2 separate regions of the Homo sapiens genome follow, and region 1 is linked to region 2. The links are chromatin loops, found by intact Hi-C in ENCODE. Cell type or tissue: GM12878. All regions are shown on one strand. Each heading gives the region's core, and the rest is flanking DNA. Links, peaks and the distances in the headings are about the cores only.

Region 1 (2,913 bases), core at 291-2,790, 600 kb before region 2:
CCAGAGGTCTGGGAGTGGGACTGAAAGTTCCAACCCTCTAATCACATGGTGGGTTCCTCTGGCAACCAGCCCCATCCTCTAAAGTGGACTCAGGTGTGGTGGACTCAGGTGTGGTTGAAATGCTTATTATGAAGAACAAAAGACACTCCTCTCACCCCATCACTTGGAAAATTCCAAGGGTTTTAGAAGCTCTGTGCCAGGAATTGGAGTTAGAACAAATACATATTTCTCATTATATCACAGTTACAAAACTCTATCATTATGTATTTTTGGTAGTCTATAAAAGTACAGTTTTTAAAGTCCTCTCATTATCATTTATTCAACAAATATTTATTGAGAATCTAGATTATTCCATTTGAGTCTCACAGTAACCTGTAGGTCGGTAGGAGTGGTATTAAGTTCATTATACAGAAGAGACATCCTAGATTCCACAAAATGAGGCAGAAAATTAGGCAGCATCTGCTAAGAAAATTCTGAAGGCCACCATCTAATCATCCTTCAGAAGTTGGGCTGACAAGGGTTCAGAGCTTCCAAATCTGGCACAGAAAGACACAGCCTTGATGTGCCATTTCTCAGCTGATTCTGAATTTTAGCAATAATGCCCTACAAGAAGAGATGGCTGGAGCCAGTTGTAATTTACCTGCTGTCAAATGATTCTGTCCTTCATAAAATGCTAATTATTTGGAAGACTGTTTCTCTTTGAATATTGTAGATATAGATTTTCAGGGTACCTTTCCTATATAATTGTCATTATTTTTTAAATGTTGACATACCTAGCACACTTTTGGAAATAGGCATTTTTAAAAGATTTTATTTTTTTTAGAGCAGTTTTATGTTTACAGCAAAATTGAGTAGAAGGTACACAGATTTCCCATATCCCCACCCCTGCCCTGCATATGCACTGCCTCCCCCCTTATCAACATTCCCCAGAGGGTACATTTGTTACCTTATCACCCAAAGTCCACAACTTACCTTAGTCCCAAGTGCTGGGATTCTATGTGTTCACTCTTTATGGTGTACATTCTATGTGTTTGGACAAATTTATAACTACATAGAACTCATTATGCTATAATACAGAGTATTTTCACTGCCTTAAAAATCCTCCGTGCTCCACCTATTCATCTCCCTCCTCCCCAACCCCTGGCAAACCGCTGATCTTTTTAGAGTCCCCATCGTTCGGCCTGGGCATGTTTTTAAAGTAATGAAGCATTTCACCATTGAGTGTCCGGAAAAAAAAAGGAAAGAGAAGGCTACTTATACTAGATATCGAATTATGGTTGTATGTTTGGCATGAATAATTTTTAATTGAAAATAATCACAATGTTTGTCTAAATCCTAGCGCTCAAAGAAACAACCAGATCTGGTTTTGAAACCAAGACTGCCCTGTTGGTGATGAGGAAGTCAACTGCGCAGCCTCAGTCGCCCGTGGAGGCCCCGGGCTGGCGGCCGTGACGTTGCTGCCACCTCGTGCATATTATCGGTAGTGCAGCCAGCGAGGAGGCCTCAGCCACGCCGAGGTAGCAAGCGCTGGCCAGCTCACTTTGATGGTCTTCAGCTTAGCTCACGTATTGCCTAGGAACACCAGGGGCCTGTGCAGTTTATTATGTGTTTGTGGTGTTTATTAATCCACAGAAATATTGTTTTTGATAGACAACCTAAGATAAAGGCTAATAAAAGACTGAGAATGTGGACTCGATAATTTTGTTGGCTTCAGGATAAAGAAAAAAAGTCAGTAAATGGTACCTGAATCCTCCAATAATTACTCCATCTTATAAATTACTGTTTTCTCTTATTCCAGCCCACAGTCTGTCATTCTAGAAAGTATGATATATTAATTTTTAGCTAAGCAATATCCACAGGGAGTAATCAGAGTTGGCACTGTACAGGTGTTTTTCCAATGAAAAGGTTACTGTTGGAATTATTTATAAGCAACATCAGAACACTGAATATTAACAAACTGAATTTCACCTGGTTATTAAGTAGCAGGAGATACATATGCACCAAATCATCCCGCTTTGACCTTGAATGGTTGTATGTTTATCCAAGAAAGAAGCTCCCCCATCTTCAATGTGCTATTAACCTTCCTTTTTGTCCTTTTTCATTTCTTCCCTTTTAAATTTTATTGTAATGAAATAGTTAAGTCCTACACAAAGGTGTAAACCTATGATACTGATTCTACTTGACTCTGCCACTCAGCTTGGGAAACGCATTACCATCCAAACAGGTGAAGCCTTTGTGCCCCCTCAGCTGTATTCCCTTCCTTCTCTTTACAGTTTCCACTTCTCTAAATTTGGTGTTCATCATTCCCATTTGTTTCATTACGCTTTTGCCGATACATATGTGTTCCTAAACGGTACAATGTACGGGTTTCACGTTTCTGAAACGCTGTTGAGATGGTATCCGTGTTTTCTGTAACTTGGATTTTTTTCTTTCAGTATTAGGATTGTGAGACCCATCCATCATATTAATTTCCCAGAATTGTCGTAGCAAACAACCACAAACTGGGTGACTTAATAAAACGAAAATTTATTCTCTCAGAGTTCTGGAGGCCAGAACTCTGAAATCAAGAGGTGGGCTGGGCTGGGCTCTCTCTGGGGCTCTAAGAGAGAATGTGTTCCTTCCTTCTTCCAGCTTCTGGTGGCCCAAGGCATTCCTTGGCTTGTGAATCTCTGTTTCTGTCTTCACATGGCCTCCTGCTCTCTGTTGTGTCTTCCTGTCTTAGAAGGACACTTGTCATTGGATTTAGGGCCCACCTGATCCAGAATGATCTCACCTTGAGGTCCTTAATTACATCTGCCAAGCCCCCAGGCAATACATGGTGGAGGTAGGTGTCCAACCCATGCATTTTGACCAACTCCTCCAACCACTGGATGACATCGCCTCTAAGCTCAGAAAGCTGCAACTTCTGCTTAC
Region 2 (2,913 bases), core at 298-2,797:
GGCTGGGATGACTATGGCTCCTTTCTCAGGGATGCCCCGCCTTTCCCTCCTGCTCACAGGGAAACTGCCGGCAGCTCCACACTGGCCTGGCTTTTGAATCTATGTGCCATATGATTTTTTTTTTCTTTCACGAAAGGCCCCTGCTTGCCAAAAAGGAGGTTTTTCAGACCACTGACCTATGTAAGGGGCAAGCTCCCTGGGTACTTCACTGCCAAGAACAAAAAACATCCATCCCCCTTATAAACTCCCCAGGGCAGTGCAGTCTAAGCCCCTGAGCATGGCATTCAAGGCCTTCGGCGATCTGGCCCCGCTCCCCCTTCTGTGGCAACTGCTACCACTCCATACTTGACTTTTCACATTCCAGCAACCAGAGCTGTTTGTAGTTCCGGGACACACCACGTGCCACATTCCTGTGTGTCCTTGCAGACGCTGTTCCCTCTGCCTAAGAGAACCTCTTCCTTCCACTTTGACCACCTAAGAGAACCTCTATGCATTCTTCAAAGCCCTAATAGTAGCTGCCCACGAACGCCTTCCTTGATCCCGCACATGTTAGTTACCCGGCCTCTGGGCTATTCTGTCCCCTCTGCTCATCACTAGATCCGAAATCGCTAATTTACAGGCAGCGCAGTGGGATGCTTTTGGATTCGGGACACCTGGGCCCAGACCCAGCCGCCCCACCCCGGCGCCCCGGGCTTGTGCACAGCAGGAGCCTCCGCCCCGCGGGTGTGGGTTGGACGAGGCCAAGGGCAGCGGCCGGCCAGGGGCCAGGCCAGAGTCCAGCACTGCCCTCGGAGGAAGCCGGGTGGGGGCGGCGCTCCTGAAGGCTCCAGCCCCGGGGAGGGAAGCCGGCCCCGCACCTCCCGCACTGGGCGCTCAGACCCCTGGTGCTTCCACGGCGTCTGAGGGTTTCTCAGCCACCGAAGGGTGTCTCCGCCGCACCCAACGGGTCCCCCGGTGGAGAGATTTGCCTTCACATCAGATTAAAGGGGGTTCCGTTTGGTGAAGGCGCCCAGGCTCATCCCCCACGTTTCCGCACTGGGTCTGAGATGGAAAGAAAGCGGGGGACCAGAGCCCTTCTTCCAAAGAACGGAAAGCGCCCCACCGCGACGCCCCGGCCCCGCCCAGGGGCCCTGCGAGGGCGGCCCGGAGACCCCGCGGCCGCTGGCGGGGCGCGGCTTTCCCAGGCTCCCGGCGCCACCTGGTGGCCCGTGGCGCGCACTGTAGTCCCCGCTCGGGAGGCCCCCTTGGCTCGGATCCCACTCCACGTGGGCGGCGGTAAGACCGGAGTTCCTGAACAAAGGTGAATGTCGTTCCAGGAACCTGCCGCGTGGGGACAGAACTGAGGCGTGGGACCGGGCAGACCTACGTGGATTCAGCTCCTACCCCAAAGCCCGCCCGCCTGTGAAGCAGGGGCCTCGGTTTGAGCTCTCCAGGCGCACCTGCTTCCCCTGAGGGAATTAACTCAAGAACTCACCCATCACTTCTCTTTAAAACCATTCCCTTTTTTCACTGAAGTTAATTCGTAAAATTAGCCATATCCAATGCAACTATTATTTTTTCCCCAATACGTGCTAAAATAAAATATATAGGTATTAAAGGAGGAAAGACAGTTTTCTTCACTCTGGGTAACACCAGTCCATGGGATCAAGTTCAGAACCTAAGCCTGTCCTGAGGCCTGCCCGGTGGCTCGTCCCTGCTTCTTCTGTCTCCTTCCGATTCAGCCACAGCGAACCCTCACCTGTCCTCTCCTGGAATATGGCAGCGTCACGGTGCCAAAGATCCCAGAGGGTTGTCCTCTTTTCTCAGGTTGTACTGCTTACCTAAGAGAGATCTGAATTTGGGGAAATGAATTAGTCTCTAAAGTTTCATGCCCTTTAAAAACAAAACCTTGACAGAGACAAAGGCAAGTAACTGTTTATTAAAATCGGAATGAGCTTTGAGCTCCTGGACTCATACAACAGGCATCTGTTTCTTCTTGATTTTATGAGGCTCCTCTAGCAGTTCTGTTCCTCACCACCGAGAAGCACACAGGTTGTTTAGCCACTGATCTCGAGTGAACGTGTTGGAACCATGCATACTTCACTACCTGACGCTAACACTGTTTCCAGAGCTCTAGAAGCCAAAACAGCGCCTGGGTACAACATGGATTCTTGCCATTGTGTTTCTGGGCTCTTTCAGCATAGCTGTCTGAGCTACACGGTTCTGGCCAAACTGATTTACAAACACAACACAGCATTGCAAATCAGTCACAGTGCAAGTCTATTCAGGGAAATTTCATGGATAATTCTAATCTAGGGACAGTGTTGGGGGTTGTTAGCAGAGAGCTCCCTTAGTCTGACCAGTCATGACGCTGCTTGGGGAAAAAGCTTCCCCGGCCCTGCAGCAGCGGCCGTCCTGGACAGACTGAAATGAAAGGCTTCAGAAGAGATGGAACAAGGTTTTTTTTTTTTTTTTTTTTTGAGACAGAGACTCGCTCTGTCGCCAGGCTGGAGTACGGTGGCATGATGTCGGCTCACTGCAACCTCCGCCTCCCAGGTTCAAGCCATTCTCCTGCCTCAGCCTCCCAAGTAGCTGGGACTACAGGCACCTGCCACCACGCCCAATTTTTGTATTTTTAGTAGACGGGGTTTCACCATGTTGACCAGGATGGTCTCGATCTCCCGACCTCGTGATCCGCCTGCCTCGGCCTCCCAAAGTGCTGGGACTCCAGGCGTGAGCCACCGCGCCTGGCCCGGAACAGGGCTTTTTCTGGCTCTGTAAGTCTCCCATTCATCCACACCCCCTAGATCAAAATAACCCCATTGTTGTTAGTGATTAAAAAGTAATTCAGGCCGGGTGCGGTGGCTCACGCCTGTAACCCCAGCACTTTGGGAGGCCAAAGCGGATGGATCACGAGGTCAGGAGATCGGGACC

What was found. Hi-C counts contacts between places; a loop is a spot of excess contacts. Peaks named below come from ENCODE experiments on the same cell type or tissue, not always from the same donor. Only the 100,000 strongest peaks of a DNase experiment are listed, where the experiment ranks them.
Region 1: it touches region 2 in a loop (4-fold over the local background); 4 of 110 quality-filtered maps call a loop at or near these places.

Annotation. Positions count from the first base shown.
Region 1 is chr2:171,572,815-171,575,727 of GRCh38, reverse strand. No RefSeq gene overlaps it. Among named protein-coding and RNA genes, the nearest start is that of CYBRD1, 52 kb to the right of the region's middle. In GM12878, for the core only: a CTCF peak has its summit at 1,474 (motif pointing left); a DNase peak (open chromatin) is centred at 1,417.
Region 2 is chr2:170,971,886-170,974,798 of GRCh38, reverse strand. LOC124906091 (a long non-coding RNA gene) reads right to left here. Exons shown (of 3, transcript XR_007087293.1): 3 at 1,278-1,831. Among named protein-coding and RNA genes, the nearest start is that of GORASP2, 44 kb to the right of the region's middle. RefSeq lists silencers at 624-873, 1,014-1,323. In GM12878, for the core only: a CTCF peak has its summit at 1,237 (motif pointing left); a DNase peak (open chromatin) is centred at 1,278; H3K4me3 peaks cover 740 bases; H3K27ac peaks cover 1,007 bases.